Regions from separate parts of the Homo sapiens genome. Here all the other regions are linked to region 3. A link is a loop called in an ENCODE intact Hi-C map of the cell type or tissue named here. Cell type or tissue: PC-9. All regions are shown on one strand. Links, peaks and the distances in the headings refer to the core of each region. The heading gives the core; the rest is flanking DNA.

Region 1 (8,132 bases), core at 3,078-8,077, 590 kb before region 3:
TACAAAAAAATTAGCCGGGCATGGTGGCGGGGGCATGTAGTCCCAGCTACTCGGGCGGCTGAGGAAGGAGAATGGCGTGAACCCGGGAGGCAGAGCTTGCAGTGAGCCGAGATCGCGCCACTGCACTCCAGCCTGGGTGAGACGGCCAAGACTTTGTCTTAAAAAAAAAAAACTAGCATGTGTATTGAGACAAGGGAAGTGCTTAACTTATCGATAAAATAAATAATTAAGTTTTACTATTTAGACCAAGTCAGGAAATATTGTCCTTTTATTTCATTACGATTTTCTGATATTTAATCTCACGTAAGGTGGTTACTGTTCTTACTTTTCTCTCCTGCTCTCAATGTCCTGCTCGGTTTGATAGAGTTAAGTGTTGCTTCTCTCCCTGCCCAGAGCTTTGGCTCCAGAAAAGACCCACTCAGGGGATCTCTCTCAGTTTTGCCTTTGAGGCTCCCCCAGTGTCTCGTGTCCCCCCAGCCGCTGACTCTTGAGTTGATAGCTAGTTCCATGTTTCTGCATATTGGCCTGGGTTTAAATGTTCCTTGCTTCCTGAGGCTGCCCTTCAGACCTGGACTCAGTGTCCTTAAGCCCTGGGCAGCCTGCTCACTCCCAAGCAAGCTTCTTCCTGATCTCTTGACCCCTTGCTTACTGGAGTGGATGGAGCAGACACAATGACATTTTAGACTCCTAAGGATTCTCAATGTGGATTTATTGTCCTTTCAAATCCCTTTCAGCCAACTCGAAGGAGCTCTCTCCAAGTGGACAAGTTATCAGGATGGCGTTCGACAGTTCTCCGGTTGGATGGATAGTATGGAAGCCAACCTGAATGAATCAGAAAGGCAGCATGCGGAGCTGCGGGATAAAACAACGATGCTCGGAAAAGCCAAGGTGAGAGCTGGATTTCAGATTCCATGTGTTTTCTCACAGGCTTCTTTAGAATGCCACAGTCAGACAAAAATGGGATTACGTGTACCCTAGGGCAGTGCACATAAGCAAATTACGTTTGGGGCTTTTAGTATAATCTCTAAAGGCTTCTTAAACTGGACTTTCATTTGTGATTACTTTATTAGTGAGTGAAAATTTTTCCTTCCAGGAAAACCATGTAGATCCATGTTTTATGATACAAACCATTTAAAATGTAGCACCATGAAATATCTTTTAATGTCTTCAGCCTGCTCATCATTAGGAAGTCTTCCTTTTTTTTTTTTTTTTATCACATCCCTTTGTGTTATCTTTTGTGCATTCGTCATAATGCTTACATTAGTACAGTACTACATGGAAAGATTTTTTTAAATAAATAAATAATGGCATGTTCTTAAAACTTATTGGCAGTAGTATTCAAACATGAAGTTTTACAGTCCTTTGGTTTATAGCTGCAGCCTCACTCCAGGGCATGATCATCGGTCAGCCTGTTCCATCACCCCCTTACCATTATCCTAAACAGCACTTGTGATCTTCTACACAGAAATCCTTTAACCTCTCACATTCTCTATTCCTGCTCATTTGTATCACCTCACCCTGAATATATTACATTGGAAACCTCATTATTCTCAGTGCCTTCTTTCTCATTGCCACTTTGCATCTGGCACTAGGTCCTACTGATCCATCCTCTTCACCTGAACTGGAACAGACTCCTAATTTTTCACCTTGTTTCTTGCCTCCATCTATTGTTATCTCCTATAAAGATGAATGTCTCACTTCCTGCCTGAGGTCCTGTGTTGGCTTCCCATTGTCTACAGGATAAGCTCAATCTCCGTCACCTGGTTTGTAAGAATGGAAATAAACTCCTCTGCCATGCTCCTTTCCTTCATGCTCCCAGCCTCCTCCCTTGCGCTCTCCAGCCTTGCTGAATCTCACACTATCTCCTGAACATGCCACAATCTTCACAATTCTGTGTCTTTGCATAATCTCTTCTCTTTTTACAGAAGGTCCTTGCTCTGTCTCTGCCCCTGGCAACCTCCTACTTATCTTTCTGAATGAATTTTGAAGTCATTTTAGCTATGCTACACCACCACCGCTCAGGCTTGATTCATTGTTCTGTTCTCTCATAGCCCTTGGTTCAAAGCTCTTTATCAATTTCATATATATTTGCATGTCCCTCTCCTTCAGTGAATAGAGATGCTTAATTTTCTTTATATCCTCAACACTTGGCTCTCTGTCTGACACAGAACACACGCTGAATAAAAGTTATTTAAATGACTAAATGATCTTATGTGACCTATGCCAAGGTACTTAATGTTTCTGGGTCTCATTTATGCATCCATAAAATAATATAATTATAATTATCTGCTTCATAAATACCTGCATGTATTATCTGTTATAATAATTAATTGCTTAATTAATTGGATTGTTCATCTATTCAATCAACATTTATTGAGAAATTGCTACATGTAGGGACTGTGCCCGATTCTAGCAGTAAAAACAGTCAAGCGTATGTTAGTGGGGATGCATGCACTCAGTAATAAATGTACAAATAAATAATTTTAACTGCTGAATACTATGAAGAAAAAAAAAGTAGTGTGGTGTGAGAGAGAATCATTTTGAAAAGGCTCATACAGCTTGTTTGAGGCCAAGGGAGAGGGACAGGAAAGGCCTCTCTGAAACAGCAGACATATAGTCCATGCACTAAAGAATTTAAGCCAGAGAAATGAGCCTGGGGAGGAGTTGAGGAACCAGCATTCCGGATAGAATAAAAAGCAGGTCCTCGGGCCCTGTGGAGGGAAATATCCTGGTGCAGTGGGGAGCTGTGAGGAAACAGGCAGGTGTTGTTGCAGCAGAGAGTAGGCAGGGAGGGGCTGCAAGGGGAGTTTGATGGAGAGACAGAGCCTGATCCTCCATTGCCATGCCAGCTGCTCTGAGGATTTTCCACTTGATCCCGGCAGCATTGGGACGATAATCCAGGTTTTAAGCTGAGAAGCGACACGATTCAACTTTTAATTGCAAGACATTATATCACTTAGACTGCTGTGTGGAGCATGAAATAAGGGACAGGGAAAGAATTGGTGGCCAGGAATCTGCCTGGGATACCACTGCAAAGTCCAAGTGAAAGAGGAGGGCAGCCTGGGCTGGGGAGTTTGCAGGAGATGTGGGGACAGATGTCGCAGTATAATAGGAGGTAGAGCTAACAGGATTTCCTAATGGTTTAGAGGACGGAGAGCTAGAGAGGACGCTGGAACAATTCCCATGTTCTGGGTTGACCGTCTGGGTGGGAGGTCATGGCATTTGCTGTTTGAAAAGAGATGGAAAGAGAAGGGGGCTTCATGGGGGCTGGGGTAGAATAGGGATAGGGTGAACATCAGGGGTCCATTTCTGGACATAATCAGTTTGAAATGTTAAGAGTAGAAATATAAAGTAGTTAATTGGTAATTCATATGTTAGAGAAAGTTCTGGACCAGACATAAAATACACACACACACACACACACACACCCATGCATTCACACACATATCTGTGTCAAATAGATAAAATGATGGAGGAGTGGACGAATAAATAACCTGAGGTCACTTGTCAACTGTACAATTAAAATATCTTGATTTTAGCAGTGTCGTTGATGTGATGGTGCATGAATGGCCACTTTATTTTTCTTAAATGCTCTCTAGTTATTAAATGAAGAAGTGCTGAGTTACAGCAGCTTGCTGGAGACCATCGAAGTCAAAGGGGCTGGCATGACAGAACACTATGTCACCCAGCTAGAACTCCAGGATCTACAGGAACGATACAGAGCCATCCAAGAGAGGGCCAAGGTACGGCAAAGCACTTTCCTTGTAGACTCACCAAAAGGGGAGTGTTTGGAGCTGTGCTCCTTTAAAGACTCATTTATGTTCAAGAATGACAGGCTTGGGAAAACAGAACAAAAGCAAAATGAATTTTTAATATTTTAAAGGAATTACTGGCAAAATCAAAAACCTTCAAATATTGTTAGTATTATGAAAGCTATGAAAGTAAGATAATTTTCAACTAAAAATTCCTAGAAAGGTACCAACTTAAAAAAAATTCTGGACACCTTCAATTGAAGACTCATAAATGCCTTATTATGTCTGATGATGAGAGTTTTCTAAGGTGGGAAATAATCACTGATAGTATTAATCATTCTTCATTTAGTCCTCACAAAGAAAATAAATATGCTTTTTCAGAGCGCATTCTACTATGGAAAATTTAATCCACAGTACGTCCAAATCTTCATTTAAGGCACAATATAAGAATTTCAATTTTCTTCATTAGCAAAAGTGAATTTTTATGAAATTAGTAAAGTGAATTCATTTCTTAGCCTGTTACATTTTATAAGGTGTTCAGAGATCATGTAGTTAATTCAACAAAATAATTAATGACACTTTTATTCCTGAAATATTAGGTTTTTATATTTTTACATAAATATTGAAGATTCATGATTCTAGGAAATAACTCATATTCTAATGTCTCAATAATTATACTTTTCTAAAATTACAAAAGTGAATTACAGCACACTGATGCTTTATAAAGTAATGTGTTCCTAACTTCATTATTTTAAATGCTAATTATAGGAAGCCGTAACCAAGTCTGAAAAACTTGTCCGCCTGCACCAAGAGTATCAGAGAGACCTAAAGGCATTTGAAGTTTGGTTGGGGCAAGAACAAGAAAAGCTCGACCAGTATTCAGTTCTTGAAGGTGATGCCCACACTCATGAGACAACATTGCGTGATCTTCAGGTAAGGCCTCCTTTATCCTAAAACAAAGGAATCTTCATTCTGAATATGGAATTATTATTTTAGGCAATAGGAAGTTAATAGAAACCTTGAGTCCAGTGGCTAGTTGATACACATTAAGTGCAATCCCCATAAGGTTTGATCAAGAACATTCTGAGACCTCAGCAGTATGCGCTAGTTGACATCATTTTGTAGGCAATTTAGGTAGGACAGGACTAGCACTTGGGGGATTCATGGAGCTGCTAGGGTGGCCCTGACAAATGGCTGGAGATCTAATTGATGGGGTTTTCTGGCTTACCTGCCTGTTTCTCCCTAAGGGATCACATCAGATCTGGGGGACAGCGGCAGAAGTCATTAGAAGGTGACACAAAGTCAAACTAGTGGCAATATCTTGAACCATGTAGTTTTAAGCAAAACCTGCCACATTGCTGATGGTACCGGTTCGGGCTCAGAGTTCTAGAAGAAGGAATTACAGAAGTAAAAAAAAATAAGTGTTAGTGCCCAGGCCAGCGGGCCATAATTCACGGTGAGATGCCAGACATGGTGGAGAAAGTGGTCACAATCTATATACTTATTTACTCATTCAGTATTTACTGGATACTTAATACAGTACAGATACTTTGCTAGCTACTTCAGGCAAAGATGATTAAGATATGATTTCTGTCTTCAAGAAACTTGAAATCTGATGAGGAACACAAACCCATAGAAAGATGATTATAAATAATATGGCGAGGACATTAGTAGACTAATGTAAGGGGTCTTATGGTAGCATCAAAGAAGGGCCCATAAACTTACCTTAAGGAATAGGTAGGAATCAAGGAAGTTCACCAAGAAGGGGCCACCATGTACAAAACAAACAGCAGAAGATGGAGGAAGGCCAATGAGACCACTTTATGTCCCACCAGTGATGTGTTGGAACTTACAAATGTGCCATCAGTCCTGATCAGAGTTGGTTCAGGATTGGGTAAGTTTTACCTACAGCTTGAACAAGGTGGGAAAATCAGGGACCATCATGATTATCAGTCACATATAAAATTTCTGGCTTTTTCTACTAGTTCTTGGAAATTGTATAATGGCAAGAGAATGGGGTTGGGATTGGGAAGTTGGGACTCTAATCCTTGATGGGACCCAACACTAGGTGACTTCAGGCAAGAGACAACTTCTCTGACCCAATTTCATCCACAGAGTTGTAAGGATTAACCGAAATGGAAGAAAATCTTATTTAAATATACGGTCTACTCATGAAGTAAGTAAATACTAAAAGTTAGAAGGGTCACAATTTCCTTAGCTTACTTAAGGGTCTCATCCATCCTGCCTCCAAAGAGTAGGATCCACAGGTTTAGCTGTTGTAATTTATTTGACTAGAATTGACTATTTTCTTTACATAACCCTTCTTAGTTCTACACTACCAACATCACTGGTAAGCAAATGCTGAGCTCCCTGTGCTTTTGTGTAGAACTAAGTCAATAGTTACCCATCACCAGCAGATGTTGCTGTTGCTCTGGTCAAAAGAAAATATTTCACTTAAGCCGGTATTCGTGTGGTGCAAACCTAACCTCCCCCTGATTTCACCATGCATTAATTCTTACATTTTCTATTGTGAGCCACCACAAAGGTTAAAAAAGAAGGAAGATGCTAGTGGCAGGAAGCAGTGGTGGAGAATTGTGATGCTGCAACCACAAAGCAGAATTTCTTCAGGATCCTGATGTTCTGTAGCATGTACATGGTGTAGGGATTGGCCAGTAATGTGGAACATATTCAGAAATTATTTTGTATAACCTGAAGGCCTAGTTTGGGTCATAGAACATATATATAGTTTATATATTTTTAATATAATATCTTTAATATATTAATATATATTAATATATTATATACACACATTTATGTTACTTATAGATTTTATATATTTAACAATATTATATATATATTTATTTAAATATTGAACTATTTTTTCCTTCAGAATACAGACTTGAAATTTGGGATATATGAGAATTTATTTAATAGAATATTAACTTGGATAATAGATAAAGTGGTTACTTATGAACTATGGAAAAGATGTTGAGAAGATTAATAGATTAGTCAACTACTGTCCAGGGCCACAGTGTCTGTATTTTTAAATAAAATATTATTGGAATGCAGCCACACCCATTTATTTATGTATCGTCTGTGGTTTTTTTCATACTACAATGGCAGAGTTAAGTCATTGCAACAGAGACCTATGGCCCACAAGATCCAAATTATTTACTATCAGGCCTTTCATAGAAAAAGTTTGCCAACCTTGAATTAGGAAAATAATTATAAAAAATTATCTTGAAAAAAAGTCTAAGAATTTTAGAATAAAGTTTATGTATTTGTTGCCAATTTGATTAATATTTTACCATGTATATCTATAGTTCTTCTCCTTCCATGTGCATATGTCTTTACATTATACTGTGCTTGAAGTGACATCATATTTGAAGAAAAATTTTCTATTAGTTGAAACCATGTGAGAATGTTATTTTTGTAAGAAAAATATTTTAGCAATCTTAAGTGGTTTTTAAAATATAGTATTGAGAAATACTATGTTTTAACTACATATACTGATATTTTTAACATTGTTGATGGGATTTGACTTGATTTATTTTACTTTGGGTGATCAGATCAAGTGACAGTATAGATTTATGTTTATCACCAGAAATATAAGTGTGCCATGTTGTTTTACCAATATCTTTAAGGATATAAGATTCTTTTTGTCCTATAAAAAATAGCATATGCTCTTCAAAACTTGATTTATACTAAATTTGTAGGGTAAATCTTTGGGGTTTAGGCTTTGGTGGAGGAAATTTATTTGCACCTCAGAGCACCTGGTGGGCAGGTGTGATGAACCAATTTCCCAAGTTTGTGTGCCCTGCACTCTCCAGTTTCAAATTTTCTTGGCCACCACAATGCCTAGAGTACAGCTTTGGCAAAAGATTCCTCCTTAGGAAGCAGAAGGTTCATTGTTTCTTTCTCAGTCACAAATGTAGCACTGAGCTATTCAATGTCAAAGCAAGAAGCTTAAGTCACTTTAAGCAGATTATGAGCTATAATAAGCCTAGGTCATTCTTTTAAACAATAGCCCTTTATTCACAAGTGTTTTTGCCTGTTAGCTAAAAAGTCAAATTTGGGAAACTGTTGATTGAGAAAAATATTGGGGTGTGTGTGTGTGTATGTTGATTATTTTAATTGAAAAAGTTTTAGGAATCCTTCTGACTTCGGAGAAAATATGGTTAGGGACATATTTTTGTATAGGGCATAATAATAAAATCATTTTTTTCTAATGAGAAGTTCAAGTGGGCACAGTTGGCTTGGGCAAGACATGCTAACCCATGCAAGTGTGAAATATGATTGAGAGTGACAGCCATACCTTTTTCTCTGCAGGAGCTACAGGTACACTGTGCAGAGGGGCAGGCCCTGTTGAACTCAGTGCTG
Region 2 (8,208 bases), core at 1,571-6,570, 140 kb before region 3:
TTAGGTCTATCAGTTCTGCCTCAATTATCATCAGCTCTTCATGTAATTTAGAATCAACCAAGTTTTAACCCAAACATTTATTTGCAGTTGCACATGGTCCGGATATTGTATCCTCTTCTGGTGTGTTTACTGCCTCTCGCATTCTGAGACATTCTAAGCATAATGCAATACATCAGTAATCTACCACTTTCCTTTTGTCAGCCCATACCTCTTTTTGTCCTTTCTGTTTTTAAAAGGAGTTTCAGGTCACTCGCACCTCCTTCCTAGGTTGTTTCATTTCTGAGCAGTTGCTGAGTTTCCTCCACCAGCTCTGCCTTCTGCTGTTTGAGTTCTCTACTCTTTAATAAAACCTGGGTGGTTCATTGGAGTGTTTTTATTTTTTAAATATTCCCAATGTTTTAAAAATTTATCTCACTGGAGTTTGTGCTGCTGTTTGTTGTTTTGCTTTTGTTTCTGTTCTTAGTTCTTTGGCCTTGTATCAGACAACTCTCTAATTCTTTTAATTGGGTTTAAATCAAAGAAATCACCTAGTATTGTTGCTACTTTCCCATCGTCTCAGTGGGTGCAAGGGCAAGATGCAATCAGTGAATAACAACAAATATAGATGAGCACTTTCCTGGCCCATTACCAGTACTAAATGCCAAAAACCAACATCTTGGGAGTAAATGATACATCCACGTGAAACGAATCAATTCCACATGTTCAATATTGAATTTGGGGAAGGACTTAACTGAATAAATGGTGAACTACAGCCCTAGAGTAAACATAACAAGTTAATCCAAAATCGATTATTATTAAAATGCTTAGCACATTTTTAAATCTTTCATTTAATAAATTAAAACCATATTTATTGAGAGAGAAAGAATATGCATGAATGTGTTAAAAACCAAAATGAGCTATTATCTGCTTGCATAAAAGAATACCTGGAAAATTCATGATGGAACTGTCATATTACAACTAATAATTTATAGGGAATCCCCAAGTATGGCATAAAATGCATATTTTTGAATCCCCCACGAAACAAAATAATAAACATAAAAGTATAATCTAAAGAGAAAAACACAGTAAAGATGTTACACTGAGAACTTCCCAAGATAAATATCTATATAGCAGTGTCAGCTGCTAACAAAATTATTCATCTTACTTATGATAGTGTATACCACTAAAATATCTCAATAATAAGGGAATCTTACTTTGACTTAATTTTAGAAATGGCTTTACTACTCCCTAAAGGAGTGCACAGTTTTATTTATTTGTTATGATAGTTGTAATATTTGGTTTTATGCTTCAGATTACTAATAAATTTTCTACAGGTCTATGCACTATGCACAAACAAAAGTGAGAAAGTGACAGAGACAGCAAGAGAGATAATTATGATATTATGGTTGTGATATTACTTCAGTCATGCTTATGTGACCTGAATAATAGACTTATATCAAGGGAATAGTTTAGCCAAGCGCTGACATAAATCACCACTTCTCTTTTTTCCTTTATAATTTAAACTCACCACTAATAACAAATATTGACAAAAATACTGCTGTGCTAGGAATTAAATAGCAATGTGACTGTCTCTACCTCTAGAAATTAAAATTTTAATTGGACAGATAGGAGATAAATATATTTTTTTAATACTAAGTTGTCAGCTTGGCTCAACTTGATCTGGAACATGGAATATAATCCTATATCCCATTCAATTAAGCGATCAATAAACAAAGATACATCACATGCAGTGCCAAGCAGCCAGCTGGGCACTGGTGGGACAGCATAATCCAAGGGCCAGGGGCTCACCGGCAGGGGTGCTCTTCCCTGTGAGAGGTCAGACTGGCATGAGCCTCAATGAAGTATTGGGGTCAGAGCTGAGTGGCTGTCATATGCATGGATGATTAAGTCTAGCAATTAAAGAAAATAAGTGGTCAAGTAAAGGACTTAGAAGTCCAAAATGAAAGCCTAGTGTAGATGGGGTTCTGTGGCATGCCCAAGATCAGAACTGGAGGTGAGGTAGAGGGCAGAGGCCAAAGTATATGTTCAAACCAGAATGAGGTCAAGCAGTGTTTAGAACCAAAAGCTGTCACTTGTTGATGGAAACGGCTCTCTCACAGTTGCAAATCACTACACACCAGCGCATCCAAGTTGCCCTCAAGCTGGCAGGGTACAAAGAGCTCAGTACCTGGATTAACACAGGAGCTGAGACAGCAGCTCACCTAACTTTCTGATTAGACACAGAGACAGAATATGATAGCAATTCAGAAGGAAAACATGATGACTTCCAGGGAATTCTAAATGAGCTAAAGAGAAAGGCATTAGTAAATGGGGAAAGTCACTACTAATAAAAAAAATTACTAAAAATGAACTTCAGATTGAAGGGAGGCATACGGGACAAAATACATTCTGTCGTCAATGAACAGAACAGTTTCCTGGAGCCAAAGGCTTGCTAGGAAAGTGGGAGACAATGCCTGAAAAAACAGGTGTAATTCGGAAGGTGGAGGACTTTGAATGCCAGGATTAGAGGGAGGCTAACTTGTAGGTTCCTCAGGGCAAGGTACTGCATTTTATGTATCACTAATTATCCAAAGGGAACCAAAGTAATTAATTACTTAAGAATTATAGTTTCCTTATAATGATGACAGTATACTAAAACTGGCATTTTATTTAGAGATTAGATTAAATCCTTGTGGGAAAAATTGAACGTACTTTTCATTACCCATTGTAACCAATTTATATGAAGGGCTCACCATAAGCCAAATACAATAGAAGCTTTACATGCCTCCTTATACATACTTACTAAGTTAGTATTATTATTGTCGTTATTTGACAAACAAAGAGACAAAGGTCTGAAGAGGTTACGTATCTTGTTCAAGGTTACACACCTATCAACAGAGCTAAAATTTGAATGCAAGTAGTCTGATTCCAACAGCTAAGACTTAAACCACAATGCTACATAATACATGAATGATATCTGACATCTATACATCAATTTGTGATTATCAAAATAGAGTTCATGTCTTTGAGTCTCAGAATAGCTTTATGGGGTAGTTGGTGTTTTCACATAGTTATGTTTTCTATGAGACTGGAACCACAAAGAGAGAGAAACAGATCTAGGATGGGTACGACTTTAACTTGACAATAGAATATACCTCCAAGAACATGAGCCAAAAGGGCCAGAAACCTTGAGCTTCCTTGATCCCTGAGAGCAAGATCAAAACTGGTGGGTGAGGTGATACAGCAGGAATTTTTAGGCCAACTCCAGTCCTAGGTCCCTTGAGGAATGGAGGAAGTTTGGTCCTATTTTTTGTGAATGACCTCTTTTCACTTTTAGGTTGCCTGGATGTTGTGGTCAGTGATCACATCTTAAATCCCCTGTGTCAACAACACCTTCATGTAGTAAATGCTCAGTAAAGGTTATCTGTAAATGATTTAGGCCAAGAAGTTTGGATTTGGCTTGGCATTTGTTATGTAAAATTTTCAAAATAAAACTGCCAAAACTTCAAACATAAAATAAATGTAATACGTCAAGGCCAAAAAATGGTGGAAAGGAGGCAGGACTAGATTGCAGCTCTCACTTGGATGAACAGAGCAGTGTGTGGAAACTCACACCATAAACTTCTGCTCCAGAACTACTACAGGAATATACCAGGAAAGCCAAGAGAATCCACAGACCCTGTGAAGGAAGCAGTTTGCTCCTACAGGACCCAGGAGACACCCCAAATACTGTGAGTGCCCAAGCTGTGAAAGTAGGAAAGGGGGATAGCCCACCCCCGAACACACACCCTCACTGGGGAATCTGCAGCTCCAGATCATGGGAGAAGGATATGAACTTACCTGGAGCTGATTTAATTAGACAGCTGAGTGAAATAAAGGGTAGAGAAAGCAAGGGGAAAAGCCCTGTGGGCTCTCTGGGTCCCCTAATAAGCCATTTCTACCTTGTCTCACAGGGGTCCTTGGGGAGGGTGGCCAGAGGAACTGGGAAAAGACCACAGCGAGAAGGAAACCTCCAGCTGAACTTTGTAACAATTCCAACCAAACATGAAGTCACCTGGCCAGAACTTGGGGGAGGGAGTGAATTTGGTGTACAGATTCAACAGGAAGGGAGGCATGAAAGCCCTACTTACATTCTTTGCTGGGAGGCTGGTAGCCTGCGGCAAGTTCTTAGCCTTGCTCATCCGCTGCCTGCAAACAAACTTGATGCTGTTGGTAGGGCACAGGAGTGAGACCGGTTTTGGGGGTTGCAAGGGAGCTGGGTGAGGCCTGTAACTGCCGGCTTTCCCCCACATTCCTGACAGCCTGCATGACGCAGCAGAGGCAGCCATAATCCTCTGGGAACATAACTCCATTGACCTGGGAACCTCACCCCCCTGCCCCACAGCACAGCCTCAGCAAGACTCACCCGAGGAGAGTCTGAGCTCAGACAGTCCTAGCCTTGCCCCACCTGATGGTCATTCCCTATCCATCCTGGTAGCTGAAGGCAAAGGTCATATACTCTTGGGAGTTCTAAGGCCCTGGCCACTGCCTGATCCTCCCTATACTACCACAGCTGACGCTGTCTTGAAAGTGCCACCTCCTGGCAGGAGGCCAACCAGCACAAAAATAGTGCATTAAACAACAAAAGCTAAGGACCCCTGCAGAGTCCATTTCACTCCCCTGCCACCTCTATCAGAGCAGGTGCTGGAATCCAACGCTGTGAGACCTGAAAACAGCCCATAGCACAGGACTCTGAGCAGACAGCCCCCAGTACTAGCCTGGAGCCTGGTAGCCCTGCTGAATGGCTAGATCCAGAAGAGAAATAACAGTCACTACAGGTCGGTTCCCAGGAAGCCACATCTCTAAGAAAAGGGGGAGAGTACTACATCAAGAAAACAACCTGTGGGACAAAAGAATCTGAACAGCAGCCTTGAGCCCTAGTACTTCCCTCAGACATAGCCTACCAAATGAGAAGGAACCAGAAAAACAATCCCAGTAATACGACAAAACAAGGTTCTTTAATACCCCTCAAAAAATCACACTAGCTCACCAGCAATGGATCCAAGCCAAGAAGAAATCCCTGAGTCACCTGAAAAAGAATTCAGAAGGTCGATTGTTAAGCTAATTAAGGAGGCACCAGAGAAAGGTGAAGTCCAATTTAAGGAAGTCAAAAAAATGATACAAGAAATGAGGGGAGAAATCTTCAGTGAAATAGTTAGTATAAATAAAAAACAATCACAACTTCAGGAAATGAAGGACACACTTAGAGAAATGCAAAATGTTCTTGAAAGTCTCAGCAATAGAATAAAACAAGCATAAGAAAGAACTTCAGAGCTCAAAGACAAGGTTTTCAAATTAACTCAATCCAACAAAGACAAAGAAAAAAGAATTTAAAAAATGAACAAAACCGCACTCAGTGCTCAATGGTGCCCAGGCTGGAGTGCAGTGGCGTGATCTCAGCTCGCTACAACCTCCACCTCCCAGCAGCCTGCCTTGGCCTCCCAAAGTGCCGAGATTGCAGCCTCTGCCCGGGGCCACCCCGTCTGGGAAGTGAGGAGCGTCTCTGCCTGGCCGCCATCGTCTGGGATGTGAGGAGCCCCTCTGCCTGGCTGCCCAGTCTGGAAAGTGAGGAGTGTCTCTGCCCAGCCGCCATCCCATCTAGGAAGTGAGGAGCGCCTCTTCCCGGCCGCCATCCCATCTAGGAAGTGAGGAGCGTCTCTGCCCTGCCGCCCATCGTCTGAGATGTGGGGAGCGCCTCTGCCCTGCCGCCCCGTCTGGGATGTGAGGAGCGTCTCTGCCGGGCCGCCCCGTCTGAGAAGTGAGGAGACCCTCTGCCTGGCAACCGCCCTGTCTGAGAAGTGAGGAGCCCCTCAGCCCGGCAGCCACCCCGTCTGGGAAGTGAGGAGCGTCTCCGCCCGGCAGCCACCCCGTCCGGGAGGGAGGTGGGGGGGTCAGCTCCCCGCCCGGCCAGCCGCCCCGTCCGGGAGGGAGGTGGGGGGGTCAGCCCCCCGCCCGGCCAGCCGCCCCGTCCGGGAGGGAGGTGGGGGGGTCAGCCCCCCGCCTGGCCAGCTGCCCAGTCCGGGAGGTGAGGGGCGCCTCTGCCCAGCCGCCCCTACTGGGAAGTGAGGAGCCCCTCTGCCCGGCCAGCCGCCCCGTCCGGGAAGGAGGTGGGGGGGTCAGCCCCCCGCCTGGCCAGCCGCCCCGTCCGGGAGGGAGGTGGGGGGGTCAGCCCCCCGCCCGGCCAGCCGCCCCGTCCGGGAGGGAGGTGGGGGTTCAGCCCCCCGCCTGGCCAGCTGCCCAGTCCGGGAGGTGAGGGGCGCCTCTGCCCAGCTGCCCCTACTGGGAAGTGAGGAGCCCCTCTGCCCGGCCAGCCGCCCCGTCCGGGAGGGAGGCGGGGGGGTCAGCCCCCCGCCCGGCCAGCCGCCCCGTCCGGGAGGGAGGTGGGGGGGTCAGCCCCCCACCCGGCCAGCCGCCCCGTCCGGGAGGGAGGTGGGGGTTCAGCCCCCCGCCCGGCCAGCCGCCCCGTCCGGGAGGTGAGGGGCGCCTCTGCCCGGCCGCCCCTACTGGGAAGTGAGGAGCCGCTCTGCCCGGCCACCACCCCGTCTGGGAGGTGTGCCCAACAGCTCATTGAGAACGGGCCATGATGACAATGGCAGTTTTGTGGAATAGAAAGGGGGGAAAGGTGGGGAAAAGATTGAGAAATCGGATGGTTGCCGTGTCTGTGTAGAAAGAGGTAGACGTGGGAGACTTTTCATTTTGTTCTGTACTAAGAAAAATTCTTCTGCCTTGGGATCCTGTTGATCTGTGACCTTACCCCCAACCCTGTGCTCTCTGAAACATGTGGTGTATCCACTCAGGGTTGAATGGATTAAGGGCGGTGCAAGATGTGCTTTGTTAAACAGATGCTTGAAGGCAGCATGCTCGTTAAGAGTCATCACCACTCCCTAATCTCAAGTACCCAGGGACACAAAAACTGCAGAAGGCCGCAGGGTCCTCTGCCTAGGAAAACCAGAGACCTTTGTGCACTTGTTTATCTGCTGACCTTCCCTCCACTATTGTCCTGTGATCCTGCCAAATCCCCCTCTGCGAGAAACACCCAAGAATGATCAATTAAAAAAAAAAAAGAAAAGAAAAAAAAAAAAAAATGAACAAAACCTCCAAGAAGTTTGGGACAGAATTAAACAACCAAACCTAAGAATAATTGGTGTTCCTGAGAAAGAAGAGAAATCTAAAAGTTTGGAAAACATATCTGGGGGGATAATTGAGGAAAACTTCCTTAGCCTTATTAGAGACCTAGACATCCAAATACAAGAAGCTCAAATAACACCTGAAAAATTCATCACAAAAAGATCATTGCCTAGGCACATTGTCATAAGGTTATCTAAAGTTAAGATAAGAAAAATAATCTTAAGAGCTGTGAGGCAAAAGCACCAGGTAACCTATAAAGGAAAACCCATCAAGTTAACAGATTTCTCAGCAGAAACCCTATAAACTAGAAGGGATTGGGGCCCTATCTTCAGCTTCTTTAAAGAAAACAATTAGCAGCCAAGAATTTTGTATCCAGCAAAACTAAGCTTCTTAAATGAAGGACAGATACAGTCTTTTTCAGATAAAAACAACGCTAAGAGAATTCGCCACTACCAAGCCAGCACTACATGACTACACGAACTGCTAAAAGGAGCTCCAAATCTTGAAACAAATGCTGGAAACACATCAAAACAGAACCTCCTTAATGTGTAAATCTCATTGGAGGTATAAAACAAAAATACTACTAAAAAAAATCCAAGGTATACAGGCAACAAATGGCATGATGAACAGAATAGTACCTCACATCTCAATACTAACATTGAATTTAAATAGCCTAAATGCTCCACTTAAAAGATACAGAATTGCAGAATGGATAAGCAATCACCAACCAAGTATCTGCTGCCTTCAAGAAACTCACCTAACACATAAGGACTCACATAAACTTAAGGTAAGGGTGTGGAAAAAGACATTCCATGCAAATGGACACCAAAAGCAAGTAGGAGTAGCTATTCTTATATCAGACAAAACAAACTTTAAAACAACAGCAGTTAAAAAAGACAAAGAAGAGCATTATATAATGATAAAAGGCCTTGTCCAAAAGGAAAATACCATAATCCTAAATATATATGCACCTAACACTGGAACTCCCAAATGTATAGAACAATTACTACTACACCTAAGTAATGAGACAGACAGCAATACAATAATAGTGGGGGACTTCAA
Region 3 (8,208 bases), core at 1,771-6,770:
TATCTTCCTGCTAGTGTTCTCCATCTCACTACACCATCCACATTCAATTACTTTTAGCCTAGATATTCAGTGTCCATTCAGTCAATCACCAACTCTGTCAATTACAAATGCTAAATGCTCTCTGTCATTCCACGACTCACCATTCACTCCACTTTAACTTTCCCCTTGCCATAATCACACTTACAGGGTTGGGGGAGGGTGTGCGCGCATGTGGTCAGAGTCGAGATCAGGGCTATTGAGAATTAGAATAAGTTTAATACCAAGTCATCACTTCTAACTGGTATAAAAAGACTATAATAGTTCCTCCTTAGTCAGAAATAAAAGTGAACATTTTCTTAGATTCCTGGAAGCTGCTATTCAATATTATAAGCCTTTGTTAATAAATGAGTTTGATTAGATCTTTTCTTCTGTGGCCCAGAAGCCAGCGTGGAGAGATGCCTGGCAGAAGTAGACTTCCAAGTCCAGATTTCCCGATAATGTCTTGGTGAAACGACTGACAATTCTGCTATTCAGATCTACCTAAATACGTAAGTCAATATCAAGATAATAAAATGTTCCAGGATCTGCAGGACTGGTGTGCACATTACTAGGCAGTATCCATACATAAAAGCACAGAAACGTGCTGTCAGGAAAATGAATTAAAATATGAAGAGCTATATTTTTCTACATAGCCCAGGAAGTTATATTCTGAATTTACTAGAATATCAGTGACCAACTCAGATTGTCATTACCAAAGGTTCTTTGACCAGCAGGAAAACACAAGGCACAGGAAAGGATGGACCATTTTCCTTAGTTTTATAAGAGCCAGGGTTATTGCTTTTCTTTTAAGTAATTTACGAGTTAAAGGAAAGGTTGAGAAAATGGTACAAAATATTCCCATATACTTTTACCTACATTCCCCAAATGCTAACATTTTATCACACTTGCTTTATTATCCTGTCATCTATCTATCTATGAACTTATCTATTTTTTTTTCTGAGATGTTTGAGAGTAAGTTGCATATAGCAGCATGTATTTCCAAAAACAACATCTTATGTTTTAACTTAACCCCAGTGCTTTGATCAAAGTCAGGAAATTCACATAGGTACAGTATTATTTTCAAATCTATTGACCTTATTCAAATTTTGCCAATTGTCTTACTAATGCCCATTTTCTGACCCAAGACCCAATTCAGGATTATACTTGCATTGAGGCATCCTGTCTCTTTTAGCCTCCTTTGGTCTGGAACTGTTCATGACCTTGACAATTTTGAAGAGTTCTAGCCAGCTATTTTGTGGAATGCCCCTCAATTGGGGATTTTGTGATGCTTCTTTCAGGTTATGGATTTTTGGCAGGAACATCACAAGAATGAGGTTGTTTCTCCTTTGTGTATCATATCAGAAGCACATGATGTTAATGTGTCCCACTACTGATGTCACCTTTGATCACTTGGATATGGTAGTGTCTGCCAGATTTCTTCTTCTCTGTAAAGTTACTATTTTCCCTTTGCAATTAATAAGTATCCTATGTGGAGGTACTTGGAGACTTTAAAAATATCCTGTTTCTGGTCCTGTTTTCCCTCACGAATTTTAGCATCCACTGGTGATTCTTGCTTCAAATAATTATTGCTCCACATTCCCCATACCTTACCTTTTTCCTGGACACACAGCTGAAGTACAGTGCCTAGTCCCCTCATATCTAGGAGGAATGATATAACTAATTCTAGCGCATAGAGCTATAATTGTAAGGGGTATATGCCCCTTCTAGGTTTGCTCTCCCCACCCAACAAATGTCTCCTATTATTCTGCAGGTTCTTTGCTTGTCAGTCAATTGGATGCATAAGATCCAGCAGAGAACACTAAGAAGGCTTTGGTAGTTGTGGAGCCACTAGACCTTAGCATCTGTACCATTCAGGAAGTCCTATGAACTTGGGTTAAGAAAATCTTTCTTTTAACTGGAATTTGACATCTCCCTTTGTGAATACAGATGGCAGCTATAATAGTGTTAGCAATACCAATGTCTTTGTCACCAAGATAAATCATATATATTACCTATCACGCTGTATTCAGTGCAGACATCTTGAAATATATTTACCTATCACTAATTTGAAATTAACTTTGAATTTTAATTATTAGATCTGTCACTATATCTTTTTTTTCTTTTATCACATTTAGAAACTGTCCTGAGAGGAGATTTATTGGCTTCACCAGACTGCCAAAGGGGTCTAAGACCTAAAATAGGTTAAGACAGAAAGAGGAGTTCCCTGAGTCACTGCATTTTGAGGACAACCTAGGGAAGGAGGTGGGGAATATCTGCAATAGAATTTGCATGAGAGAAAAATAAACTTTTACTCTCTTAAGCTGAGATATATGCTGTTATTTGTTCAGCAATTATCTTATCCTGAGTAATCAAGAGAATAAAGTTGTAAATGTGGAAATTATATGCAAGGGAAGATGGTTGAGGCCATGGGATTGGATGTGATTGTTAAGAAGAGAGACAAGTACTGAATTTGGGGCAATTGCTACATTTTGGAAAAGAAGACAAAAGAAACAGATGAAAGAATGATCTGAATAGAAGAAAGAGAACCAGAAATACGTGGTGTAAAAGATTCTATGAACCTGAAACCATATTTTCATTTCTCAGATGTCTTCATATAGAATAAGTCCTTATCTGTTGTCTGGAAAGATAAGAAGCTAAACCATTTCAGTAGATTTGCTCAACTATATCTGTCATTTACGAGATGACAGGTATTGTACTTCTCTAAGTCTAGGTTTCCTTGTCTATGAAAAAATTGCAATGCAGATTACAGAAGGTAATGTAAGTAAACACATGCAAAAGAACCTACTACAGCTTCTGACATGTATCTATCGCTAGAAAAGTTAGCTATTTTTCTCCCCAGTCTTTCCCCCTTCCTACCCTCATTAGCAATCCATTTCATGTATTAGAGTTTAAAAGAACTAAAGAGTATATTAAGAAAACTGTAAATTTTTTCTTAAGTCAAAATCACAGCATTTTAGACATTATACTTGCCATAGTATTCAAGCTATAAAACTCAGCAAAATCATTATTAAAATTCAAATAGAATCTTGATATTTTATTTGGAAAACAGATTGAGTGAAAAAAAGAGGCGTGTGATTTTTATTTGTTTTTTTTTATTTTTTATTTTTTTGTTTGTTTTGAAATGGGGTCTCACTCGATCACCCAGGTTGGAGTGCAGTGGTGCAATCTTGGCTCACTGCAACCTCCGCTTCCCAGGCTCAAGCAATCCTCCTATCTCAGTCTCCTGTAATTTTTAAATGTCAATCAAAAGCAATCAAAACACCAAACCATCATTTATTGGAGTTTAGTATCAGAGAGTCCTCACGAGCTATGCAAAAATGTTGTTGGTCTTCAGGAAATCCACCTCTGAATCGCTCCTTCTTTGTCCTTAGTACCTCGTTCCTTGTCTCATGTTCTCCTACCACAAATGCAATGCGAAGAGGAAGAGAGGGGTGCTTCAAAAATCACAAATTTTATACAGGTACATATTTTATTGTTAATTTCTTTCAACACTGGATATGGATATTTTATATATAAATATGAAGCCCTGTATGCATTCCTTAAAATTCAATTACAAAGTCCAGTGGAACATGAAAACATAGATTAATATTGCCACAGCATGTGAGGGAAAAACTGTCTCTCATCTACTTTGAAAAGTTTTATTAAGAGTCTCTTGGAATCACCATGTCCAAAACACGGATGTGCATAAACCAACGCATTTTGATAACAGTTCTGTAATTGAACCCCTTTCTCCTCTCACCCTAGAGTTTCTTGAACTGAGGAATGAGTAATATCCTGGACTAGAGGCTGAGAGATTGTTTTCATAAGCAACAGCCATCTGTGCAGAATAACAATAGAGCTGAAAAGATTCTGACCTATGTTACCAAAGAATTTTCCAGATAATTCAGACTCTTTCTATGAAAAGTGCCAGAATCTGAGTGACAAGCCCAGGCAACTCCTCCATGTAGTTTTAGGAAGAAAGTGCTGCCATCTACAGGGTCGACATGGAACTAATGCTTTAAAAAAAGGTGGAGAACCTACTGGATCTTAAGGTTTTAATTAGCTATAGGAAAAAAAATAGCAATAGCATGGCTAACGAGAGTAACACAATGTGTCCACTTTAAAATTTTTATTCCAAATATATTCTACTTCTTTGCTGTCCAATACAGCTTTCATGTGGCTATGAAGCACTTGAAATGTAGCCAGCGTGACTGAGGAATAGTTTCTAAATTTTCATTTCATTTTAATTAATTTCATTGATTTAAATTTTAAAACTGATACTCAATTCAGTCATTGAAAACTTTTAAGTATGCTTGTAACAACTTAGGTGTCTGAATCTATTTTTTTCAAATGTAAATTTTACGATATCTATCTACAGATTAAATATTCCTAATAAAAATGTAGCATCTGAATTGCGTGTGCTATAAGTGAAAAACGTACACCACATTTCAAATGTTTAGTACAAAGCCAAAAGAATGTAATATTTTTCATTAATAATTGTTATATTTAGAACATGTCAAAATTGATATTTAGCTATATTATGTCAAACAAAATATATTATTAAAATTACTTTTATTGGCTTCTTTTTACAATTTTAATGTGATTACTAGAAAAGTTTAAACGACACGTGTGGCTGACAGATTTCTGTTGTACAGCACTGTTTCCATTGTACAGCACTGTTCTATTTTTCTATTGTACAGCACTGTTCTAATTGATTCAAAAAAAAGAAGTAAATATGTTTAGCTGTTTAGTGCTTACAGAATCACATGAAGTGCTAGATTTACAAATGTCGTATTTGACCTCAAAATTAAAGCAAACGTGTAACAGACACTGATGCCATTATGGATAAATGTAACATAATTTTTAGAGGAAATGATCTCGTTCGGTCTTCAGTGATCATCATTGTGACTGATAGACATCTTAAAATGGTAGAAAATTTGGATCTTGATGAATGTAACAACATAACCGTTTTTATCATGGTTAACGAACTGGTGACAAGAAGCACACATTGTAAAGAAATTCCACTAAATTTGTGTCCTGTTCCACTTCTTCCATCGATTTCCAGCATTATCTCCCCGAGACTATATCTTCATTGCGAGGACTGACTCCCTGCGCTCAGCAGCCCCCCACTGGCCGTCCTGACAAGCGCAGTGCAGACTTCTCCCTGTGGTGCCACCCCTTGGTCTTTCGCGGCTGAGGCAGTCCTTCTCCAAAGTAAAAACATCTCCTTCATCAAGGATGTCTTCTTCCAATCTATAACATAAAAATCCTATCTCCCCTCTCCTTCTTCTTCCATACTCCATATGTTTAACACATTCTTCTGTTACTCAGGCAGAAAAAAAATAAATAAATAAACCAGACAGGCCCATGACTCAGTTAGCAGATGCCCACACAAAGATAGGGTGGCCAACCGTACTGATTTGTTTGCCCAGGACTGTCCCAGTTTTAGCATTGAAAGTCCCACCTTCCAGGAAACCCCGGTCCCGAGCAAACCAGGCCGGTTGGTCGCCCTACTTGCCAATCTCGCCTGTTGACAGCAAAGCCAGAGACAGGAGAGCCACACCCCCGCGCTTTGCTCCAGCAACAGGGAACTGCCTGTTTCCCTGCTGACTTTAACCTCCTTCCCTTTACCCACAGGGCCGCCCTTCCCCTTCCCAGCCCCCTAACTTACCTGTCGCCCTGTCATCCTCCAGGCATCACTCCCCGTCCAAGGCCTTCCGTCACTCCTCTGGCGCAGGTAAGTTGTACCTAACCACGTTGTATTTTAATTCTCTGTCCAGTTCCCAAGTTTCCCATCAGCTGTAAGCTTAAGTCAGGAGTCTTGTTCATTCTTGTATTTCTGTCATATATTAGCTGAACTTGTGAGTGAATGTTGATTCGTCTTAGAAAGGCACCTGGGCTCTGGGTATATTTTGTGGGCCTTCTTCCAGGAATACACTCCTCTTCTGACATAACGACCAACGACAAACTGTTTTCCAAGACTGGACGTCTGCATTTCCCAGCCTTGGAGAATCTTTCCCCAGTCTTAGTCTCTCCAACACAGTAGGCAACACCGTCCTGTCAGTAATCCCTGACTAACACCACCCCATTCCACCCCTAGGGGGAAAAAAAAGACGCACATATGTACGCACATCAAAAAGTTACAGCAACAATAACCAAAAAATTCCTTGCTTTCATTTTCAACACTGGCTAGTAATTTTTGCCTTTGGGGGTTGGAATCGCTCAATATGCATATTTCTTTCCAACGTGGGAGAAAAGAATGCACACAAGAATGCAGCAAAGTGGAGAGGATGCGTAGAAATAATGAAAGAAGTGTACCTAGAGGTGATTATATATGGAAAGACAACAAGTGATCTCAGAGTGGCAGGTAGTGACAAGGATGCAAAAAAAAAAATCAGACACAGTCCTACTTGTCCAGGAGCCAAGGTGGTTATAATTTGGAAATTACATAGGTGTGTTTTCTAGATATTACACAACATATAAGGCAATAAATTGCTCTTAGCAATACAGAGAAAAATGTAAACTTTCAGTAAACATTTTAACATATTAATTTTATATATTTACTTTATGTATTTTAAACTTATCTATTTTAATATATTTAAAATAAAAATTACATCTTTATATATTGAAATATATTAAAAATATTTAAACTATTAATTTTTGTTTGTTTGTTTGTTTTTGAGATGGAGTCCCACTCTGTCACCCAGGCTAGAGTGCAGTGGCGTGATCTCGGCTCACTGCGATTTTCCTGCCTCAGCCTCCTGAATAGCTGGGACTACAGACACACGCCACTATGCCCAGCTAATTTTTACAGTTTTAGTAGGGACGGAGTTTCGCCATGTTGGCCAGGCTGGCTTTGAACCCCTGACCTCAAGTGATCCACCCACTTCAGCCTCCCAAAGTGCTGAAATTACAGGTGTGAGCCACTGCATCTGGCCTATTAATATATTTTAAAACGTTAGATTATTAATGGTCACTTTTGAGTGCTAATTACGTAAAATAACTTTACCTGTATGATTCTCAAAGCTCTATGAAGTAAGTTCTATAATTATCTCCATTTTACTGAGAACTTGTGGCACAGAAAAGTGAAGAAACTCATCCAAGGTCATAGAATTTGTAAATGAAAGAGCTGGGATTTAAAGAGGCCCCTTAAAGGTGACAGCAACCCCCTGGGATGCATAGAAACATGTTCACACCACTCTCCAATAATCAAACAGCACACCAGCAAAACTAATTTATAAAAAATAACTTGCAAAGCCTATAACAGTTTCAGCATGCACCATGCTGTTTTACTACAAGCTGTACAACATGCTTCCCAATGGATGTTCTAAAAACATGCATACACCTTAGTAAATGTTTATTTCTCATAGGATAAGCCCATGCATGAAAGAATAGATAACGGTGTCAGAATGATGAATTCATTTTCTCCTTCATTTAAGTTAGAATGATAGTTCTTTTTCACCTGAAAGCGGTGTTAGAAGTGTTGTCAACCTTAGCTGCTCAATGGAAGCACCTGGAGAACTTTAAAAGCCACTAAGATCTGGTTACCATCTGCAGAGGTTGTGATTTCACTGGGACTTTTAACCTCCCCAGAGGGTTCTGATGTGCACTCAAGATAAAAAAGCACGTTTTGTTTAGAGTAAGCAGAAGAATTTCAAGGTGTGTCTCCAGATCAGCCATCAACTTCACTTGGGAGCTTTTTAGAAATACAAATTATTGCACTCCCTCCTGGATCTACTGAATAAGAAATTCTGAGGGTGGGGCCCGGCCTTCAGTGTCATAACACACCCTCCCTGTGATTCTGATACTCACTTGAGTTTGAGAACCACTGATGGAGCCTAATTCCTTCAATGAGAGATAACTGAAATCCAGAGAATTTAAATTTGCTTCAGGTCACATGACCCATCCATGGTGGGGCTGGCTATGAAATGATAATGATAGCTAGCATTTATTGAGGGCTTACTGTTCTAGATGGACTGTTTTGCATCAACTAATTAATGTGATCACTGCAACGTTAAAGGGATATGTTCTATTAATATCCTATTTTACAGATGAGGAAACCAAGCCACAGAAATTGCTCAGGGTCACAGGGCTGAGGAGTAGAAAAGCAGGGATTTGAACACCTCCCCAGTCAGGCATGCAATGGGAATATGCCCAAAAACCTGTGAATCTTATTCTAAGAAAGAGAAG
Region 4 (8,208 bases), core at 1,422-6,421, 89 kb after region 3:
TGGCTGTCTGCACCTGGAAGAGGCCCTCACCAGAACCAGACCATGCTGGCACCCTGATCTCAGATTTCCACCCTCCAGAACTGTGGGAAATAAATGTCTGATTTTAAGCCACCCAGTTTATGGTATCTGTTGAAGCAGCCGAGCTAACCAATAAATAAAATATATATAGAAAGAAAGTCAGATGGTGACAGTGCTAAGGCGATGATTAAGCAGGGATTAGAGATGGGGAGTACAAGGGTAGGGACTGGACTTATAAGCCAGGTGATCAGACAGGGTGACTGAGAAGCTGATATTGAGCAGCTACCTGAAGACTCAGAGGAAACAAGTAGCTAACTGCTGGAAGAGCATTCTGGACATAAACAGCTCAGAACAGTAGCAAGAGCAAAGACCGGAGTGTCCCAGGCACAGCTGCAGTCACAAAAAGGACACTAGTGCAGTCAAATTGGCACCAGCAAAGGGCAGAGTTAGGAGAGGAGGTGGTAGAGGTAACAGGAATGCTAAGGTGTGTGGGGCCTCATGGGCCAGCCAAAAGGGGTTGGCTTTTACTTTCAAAGCTAAGGAGAGCTCTTGGGAGGCTGAGGCAGGCAGATCGCCTGAGGTCGGGAATTTGAGAGTAGCCTGGCCTGGCCGACATGGTGAAACCCTGTCTCTACTAAAAATACAAAAATTAGCTGGGTGTGGTGGAAGGCGCCTGTAGTCCCAGCTACTTGGGAGGCTGAGGCAGGAGATTTGCTCGAACCTGGGAGACGGAGGTTGCGGTGAGCCGAGATTGCGCCACCACACACCAGCCTGGGTGACGGAGCAAGAATTCATCTCAAAAATAAATAAATAAAGCTAACGGGAGTTCAATAAGGGCCTTTTAGGCCATGTTAAGAGAAGAAAACAGGCCACATGTGGGACACGTGGCATCCTTGAGTCACACGGGGGAGGAGTTGGCTCTGAGGCATTGCCTTGGAGATATGAAACAGATGTGTCACCCACATTCAAGAAACAATTTTTCCACAACTGGGTCAGGACCTTTGGTAAGAAAAAGACCACTGCAATTTTAATAAAGGCAATTCATACTTCTGTTTAATGCCACTTCATGTTCCTGGAGTTCAACTAAAGAAAAATACTTTTTTTGAATGTCAAGAAGGGTCAGATAGCATGGGACCAGGCCAGAAGAGGAGGCCTACTGAGAGTTTATAAAACCCAGTGGTGGCTGGGTGTGGTGGCTCATGCCTGTAATTCCAGCACTTTGGGAGGCCGAGGCGGGTGGATCACAAGGTCAGGAGATCAAGACCATCCTGGTCAACAGTGTGAAACCCTGTCTCTACTAAAAATGCAAAAATTAGCCAGGAGTGGTGGCATGCACCTGTGGTCCCAGCTGCTCTGGAGGCTGAGGCAGGGGAATCGCTTGAACCCAGGAGGTGGAGGTTGCAGTGAGCTGAGATTGCGCCACTGTACTCCAGCCCAGGCAACGGAGTAAGACTCCATCTCAGAAAAAAAAAAAAAAACCAGTGGTTTGTATTGAGCCCAGACAGGTGTCTGATCCTAGGCTAGGACTCCTTCCCCGGAAACACTTCCAGAAGCATTTTTCTGTTGGTTATCAGTGGTTCCCAACTTGGCTTTGCAGCTACGGAGACTTTACAAATATCCATGCCGAACCCACACCCACAGATGTTCCGATTTTTGGGGAGAGACTCAGGCATCAACTTTTTTTTTTTTTTTTAATATGGAGTCTCGCTTTGTTGCCCAGGCTGGAGTGCAGTGGCACAATCTCGGTTGAGTGCAACCTCTGCCTCCCGGGTTCAAGAGATTTGCCTGCCTCAGCCTCCCAAGTAGCTGGGATTATAGGCGTGTACCACCACACCTGGCTAATTTTTGTATTTTTAGTAGAGACAGGGTTTCACCATGTTGGCCCGGCTGGTCTCGTACTCCTGACCTCAAGTGATCCACCTGCCTCAGCTTCCCAAAGTGCTGGGATTATAGGCATGAGCCACTGTGCCCAGTCGGCATCAATGTATTTTTTTTAATTCTCCAGGTGATTCTCATGTGCAAGGAGAATTGAAAAGCACTAGGTTGGATTCATCTTTTTTACCACTTCTATCCATCTGTTCCACGCAACACCATACATGTGCCTCACACACCTATAATCAAACCAAACCATGACAGCCAATTGCTCAGGCCACCATGTGTATACACTTGCTTCCTGCTTCTTTCATTACGTTTTATTAATTTTTTTACAAATGTAACATGTTTAACAGTACCACCTAAGAGAATGTGTGAGTTTTCATGAGTAAAGAAGTATAACCCCTGAGAAGCAGTTTCAGCATTTGAGAAAATAAATCTGAAACAATACAATCTTCCAAATTTATACCAAACCCTCCTCCCTTTGCAAACTCTGCTTCCCAGGGCGACTCTATTATTGACAATGTGGGCAAAGGGGTAAACAGGAAAAAAAGCCGTGTTCATTTCAAGCCACTAAGAAGCACAGGCCAAAGGAAAAATAAAATCAATCAACCTTTGCCAAGTGGCAAAGAACAAACCAGTGGGGACTGGAGTCCTATAGTCAGCTTTTTAAAGAGTATTATGAACAATAGGGAACAAATGCTGCGTAATCACTCAAAAGATTTACAAACAATGCGACAGAACAATGCAAACTGAGTGAATACTACTGGGTGGATGTTTACTCCGCCAAGAAAAACCGGACACCCTAAGCCTCACTAATAAAAGGCTCTGTGTGTACATTCATTCACAGTGACCCTCTCACCCAGAGAACCATGGGCCTGTCAGTAACATTCTCTCTTCTTGCCTTAAAAATCATTTGGAGATATTGTCATCAAGCACATTAATTCCCATTTTACAGAAAGGGAAATAAAGGCAGGAAGAGGTAAATTAATGTGATCAACAAAGTGGCGGTCAAGCTGCCCCAGGCATAGCTAAGAGTAGAAACCTATCGTTACTGGTGTCATCTCTAACCACAAATTTTCTATCCACTTTCTCAAGAAAATCAGAGTCTTAGTTTGATGTTCTAAAGCCTAACTCAAATTTTTCTTCTTGCTCAGCTTGGTACCTGTAGTTGCAGCTACTGGAGAGGCTGAGGCAGGAGGATCCCTTCAGTTCAGGAGTTTGAGATCAGCCTGGATGACAGAGTGAGACCCTCATCTTTATGGATATATATGTATAAAGAACAAATTTTTCTTCTTTTCCAAAACCTCTTTTGGGTATTCTCCCTTTGTCTTTCTTTCTCCATACTCTGTCTCCATCTCCAAACTGCGTTACACAGTTTGAACATGTTATAGTTAGCTCTCAGGGACCATCCAAACACAGCTTTTTCTTCTGCTAGGATTTTGGTGAATATATGTGTCTTGAGATAAGCAGCCATCTGCTAGGACTTGTTGATGTTCTTTATCAGATAGCAGTTTCTCTGGTGAGGCAGCTTCCGCGAGTGGGAAGGGGTAGATGGAGACAGGGTGCAGATAAGGGATCTCCAGGATGCCTTCCCATGAGGGGTGCTAAATGCAGCGAGTGAGGGTGCCAAGTCTGGGGAAGGAAGGCTGCCCATGTGTTGGGTCTGCTAATTAGCACCATTTGAAAATAATTATGACAAGACCACACAGGGAGAGCATGATATTTCAAGCGTAGCCGACCATTAAGTAAACAGGAGCACTGAACTATATTTCCTTGGTGATTGTGAAAAATCTCCGAAAAGATGGACAGAGGCTGCTGAGGACCTTAGTCCTTTGCAGGAACCAGAAGGAAAAGCCCAGGCAATGCTTCACTACCACACTCTGATTGCTACCAAATTGTTGAGTGTTCTCCATTCATTTCAGTATTTGTTCATAAAACAGGAACTTTCATTATTAATAGCTCAGGAGAGAGAGATGGCTGGTGTCTCTCACATCCCTGTCCCTTCATAGCCCTTGGAAGACCAAACAGAACCAAGTATGGACCTGGCTCACCGAGTTGGGAAGGTACTGGAAGGGGCACTAGTGAAGCAGGCTGGCCTCCTTCGGGCACCTCCTGTCTGCCCACCCAACCTCTCCTCCCTGTGACCCCTGCACCTTTGCTCTTTGACTTACACCAGTTCTTTGTCCTACTTCCATTCTGGCTTGCTCTGCAGTCTCATCTTTATGGTGTTTCTAACTCTCTTGCTTTCCTCCCTTCTCAGATGCAGTCCAAACCTTGACTCTACCTCGTAACTCATTACCACCTCCACCTGTGCCTTGGAATCTGCAGGCAGGTGCTGGCCTTCCCTTCTGGAGACCACAGCCAGCTCTCTGCTGCCCCCACCTGGTCCATAGCAGAACCTGCAGACGGTAACCTGGCAAATTGGTCCTTAAATCTATGGCGGCTTCACCAGTTTCCGGCATCAATTCGAATTTTGCTAATTTTGTTTCACCATAGCCTGGCTTGACTTACGGGTCTCAAACAATGCTTAATGTTTAATGGCCAAATTATGCTAACAAGCAAATGATCAAACTTAGGGGAAGCACTTTATTTTTTAAGGTAAGTGCAAAACAGTGGTAGCATTGTGATCATTCTGAAAAATCTAGCCTAAAATGATGGCTTTTTTGTTTCTAATCACTAGAACACACTATGTAAGTGTAGAGTTATTCCAAAATGTGACCATTTTTGTAACACTGATTTTTTTTTCATTCCAGTTCAAATTTCCTATAATAGTAGTAACAGACGGTGGGGAGGAGGGGAAGAAGGAGGAAGAGGAGGAAAAGGAGATGACTCAGCTATAGTTCCCCTAACCCTCTTGGTTTATGAAGCAGCTCAGAAACTTATTAGAACAAATTCCAGCATCCGAGACCACTGAGCTAACCATCCAACCACCCACACCCAAAGAAATAGCAAGAACATAAGTTTGGACCTGACCTGCTCAGCTCTCCACCACAAGCCTCTGGCTAGACTCAGGTACACAGTAGACCCTCAGTGAGTACTTAGTGAATAAATCAATGAATACGCACGTAATTAGTAATGTTTTCTAAACCATACATTCACTCAGTGCACTAGAAACACTTGTTATTTTATATAGTCTGGCAATATAACAGCACTTGCTTCTAATATTGTACTCAATAGTACAAGTGCCATTCTCTCTCACCCTTAGTTATTTCTATTAATAACTTCAACTCCATATTATATATTTTTAAATGGCCTAGGAGTGAGAAAAACATTTATTTTCATAAACCATCAAGGAATTCCACTGCTATGATTGAAAAATAAAAGGTCTGAAAATACATGTCTACATTTTTTCACCTTTTGAAAACATAGCATTTCTCAACAGAAATCCAATGCAGTTTTACAAATATTCTCTTGTCCATGAACTTTCACTGACATCCAGAAGGTATAACAGTGGGGCAGGTGAGTTTGGTGGTCTTAGGCAGAATGGAACTGCAACTTAGGTTCAGTGGAAAATGATGCAATTTCCTTGCAAATCAAAACCACAATGAAATACCGTCTCACGCCAGTTAGAATGGCGATCATTAAAAAGTCAGGAAACAACAGATGCTGGAGATGATATGGAGAAATAGGAACACTTTTATACTGTTGGTGGGAGTGTAAATTAGTTCAACAATTGTGGAAGACTCTGTGGCAATTCCTCAAGGATCTAGAACCAGAAACACCATTTGACCCAGCAATCCCATTACTGGGTATATACTAAAAGGATTATAAATTATTCTATAAAGATACATGCACACGCATGTTTATTGCAGCACTATTTACAACAGCAAAGACTTGGAACCAACCCAAATGCCCATCAATGATAGACTGGATAAAGGAAATGTGGCACATATACACCATGGAATACTATGCAACCATAAAAAAGAATGAGTTCCTGTCCTTTGCAGGGACATGAATGAAGCTGGAAACCGTCATTCTCAGCAAACTAACACAGGAACAGAAAACCAACCACTGCATGTTCTCACTCATAAATGGGAGTTGAACAATGAGAACACATGGACACAGGGAGGGGAACATCCCACACCAGGGCCTGTTGGGTGGTGGGGGACAAGGGGAGGGAGAGCATTAGGACAAATACCTAATGCATGCAAGGCTTAAAACCTAGATGACAGGTTGTTGGGTGCGGCAAACAACCATGGCACATGTATACCTATGTAACAAACCTGCACATTCCCCACATGTATCCCAGAACTTAAAGTAAAATTTTAAAAAAAAGAAAATGATGCAATTTCTTTTATAATGGAGAAAAATCACTTGGTTGTAAAGTCCAAATTAAGCACAATGTGGATAGATAGATGTGTAAACACACACAAAATGGCAAAAAGTGATATGGAGTGTCCTTTTTTTCAGTGACAAGCTGAAAGTTTGTACTCCAACCTGGAGTACAATGCCATAATCATGGCTCACTGCAACCTCAATTTCCTGGGCTCAAGTGATCCTCCCACCTCATCCTCCTGAGTAGCTGGCAATACATTTGCACGCTACCACATCCAGCAGTTTTTTAATTTGTTGTTGAGATAGGGTCTCACTATGTTGCCCAAGCTGATCTCAAATTTCTGGCCTTAAGTGATTCTCCCACCTCGGCCTCCCAAAGTGCTGGGATTACAGGCATGAGCCACCATGCCTGGCTTAATTTGGAATTTTTTATAGATTATATTGATAAACTCAAGATTGAGATCTACAGTCTTAGAAAGATAAAACCCAAAGACCCAGGACTACATGATGACAGCAAAATTGTCCACGCTACTTTGAAAAAGAGTCACGTTAATACCAAGGCATTTTGATTAGTTGTGGAAAACCTGACCAAACAAGATAGAGAGATTATGTAATATGAATGGTACACTCTTACAAAGGAGATACAATAATTAATAAAGTGAAGCGTCCAAACGTGAAAACAGCCAAATATATAAGGCAAAAACTATTTAGAAGTCCAAGAACTTGATTAAAATTTAATTATAGTGGGAGACATCAATATATTTCTTTTAGAAGTGAATCAATATTATATTCATTTATCTACATTTGCTGATCATACAGTGATCCTTATGTCTTTCAATTAGAGAATTTTTTTCATCTATCCATCAACCATTTACAAAATTTGATCATGAAGCCGGGCGCCGTGGCTCATGCCTGTAATCCCAGCACTTTTGGAGGCTGAGGCGGGCGGATCACGAGGTCAGAAGATTGAGACCATTCTGGCTAATACGGTGAAACTCTGTACTAAAAATACAAAAAAAAATAGCTGGGCGTGGTGGCGGGGGCCTGTAGTCCCAGCTACTCGGGAGGCTGAGGCAGGAGAATGGCGTGAACCCGGGAGGCAGAGCTTGCAGTGAGCCGAGATCGTGCTACTGGACTCCAGCCTGGGTGACAGAGTGAGACTCCATCTCAAAAAAAAAAAAAAAAAAATTGATCATGAATTTGAGCACAAAGAATGTTAAAACATATTTTTAAAAAAGGTTTAGGGCGGGCATGGTGGCTCACGCCTGTAATCCCAGCACTCTGGGAGGCCGAGGTGGGTGGATCACCTGAGGTCAGGAGTTCAAGACCAGGATGGCCAACATGGTGAAACCTCGTCTCTATTAAAAATACAAAAAAATGACCTGGCGCAGTGGCTCACGCCTGTTATCCCAGCACTTTGGGAGGCCGAGGCAGGTGGATCACCTGAGGTCAGAAGTTTGAGACCAGCCTGGCCAACATGGCGAAACCCCGACTCTGCTAACAATACAAAAATTAGCTGGGCACGGTGGCATGTGCCTGTAATCCCAGCTACCTAGGAGGCTGAGGCAGGAGAATCGCTGGAACCTGGAAGGCAGAGGCTACAGTGAGCCAAGATGGTGCCACTGCACTCCAGCCTGGGCAACAGAGCAAGACTCCGTCTCAAAAAAAAAAAAATACAAATACAAAAAAATTAGCCTGGCATGGTGGTGTGTGCCTATAGTCCCCTCTCTTTTTTTTAATTGACAAATAAAAACCGCATATATTTTTGGGTACAATGTGGCATTTTGATACACACATACAATGTGAAATGATTAAATCAAGCTAATTAACATATCTACCACCTCACATACTTATCATTTTTTTGTGGTAAGAACTTCGAAGTTGTCCAGGTGCAGTGGCTCACGCCTGCAATCCCAGCGCTTTGGGAGGCCGAGGTGGGAGGACCGCTTGAGCCCAGGAGTCTGAGACCAGCCTGGGCAACATAGGGAGAACCTGTCTTTATTTATAAAAATTAAAATAATATTTTTTGAGAGTCTCACT

What was found. Peaks named below come from ENCODE experiments on the same cell type or tissue, not always from the same donor. Only the 100,000 strongest peaks of a DNase experiment are listed, where the experiment ranks them.
Region 1: a loop joins it to region 3, with 4 times the contacts of the local background. A loop is called at or near these places in 12 of 110 quality-filtered maps.
Region 2: a loop joins it to region 3, with 7 times the contacts of the local background. A loop is called at or near these places in 5 of 110 quality-filtered maps.
Region 4: it touches region 3 in a loop (6-fold over the local background); 11 of 110 quality-filtered maps call a loop at or near these places.

Annotation. Positions count from the first base shown.
Region 1 is chr6:152,354,926-152,363,057 of GRCh38, reverse strand. It overlaps SYNE1 (spectrin repeat containing nuclear envelope protein 1), which reads left to right. Exons shown (of 146, transcript NM_182961.4): 64 at 735-888; 65 at 3,600-3,743; 66 at 4,521-4,685; 67 at 8,082-8,132. Among named protein-coding and RNA genes, the nearest start is that of SYNE1-AS1, 22 kb to the left of the region's middle. In PC-9, for the core only: a CTCF peak has its summit at 6,148 (motif pointing right); no DNase peak of the experiment used is centred there.
Region 2 is chr6:151,897,280-151,905,487 of GRCh38, reverse strand. The region is part of intron 3 of ESR1 (estrogen receptor 1); the gene reads right to left. Among named protein-coding and RNA genes, the nearest start is that of ESR1, 94 kb to the right of the region's middle. RefSeq lists an enhancer at 3,858-5,057. In PC-9, for the core only: a CTCF peak has its summit at 4,572 (motif pointing left); DNase peaks (open chromatin) are centred at 3,297, 4,177 and 5,027; H3K4me3 peaks cover 2,348 bases; H3K27ac peaks cover 4,300 bases.
Region 3 is chr6:151,761,430-151,769,637 of GRCh38, reverse strand. LOC107986529 (a long non-coding RNA gene) reads left to right here and starts at 3,496. Exons shown (of 2, transcript XR_007059818.1): 1 at 3,496-5,755. It also overlaps a transcript of ESR1 not described here. In PC-9, for the core only: CTCF peaks have their summits at 4,014 (motif pointing left), 5,158 (motif pointing left) and 6,162; DNase peaks (open chromatin) are centred at 3,957 and 5,487; H3K4me3 peaks cover 1,852 bases; H3K27ac peaks cover 1,619 bases.
Region 4 is chr6:151,671,976-151,680,183 of GRCh38, reverse strand. It overlaps a transcript of ESR1 not described here. Among named protein-coding and RNA genes, the nearest start is that of ESR1, 130 kb to the left of the region's middle. RefSeq lists an enhancer at 4,119-4,168. In PC-9, for the core only: a CTCF peak has its summit at 4,257 (motif pointing left); a DNase peak (open chromatin) is centred at 4,283.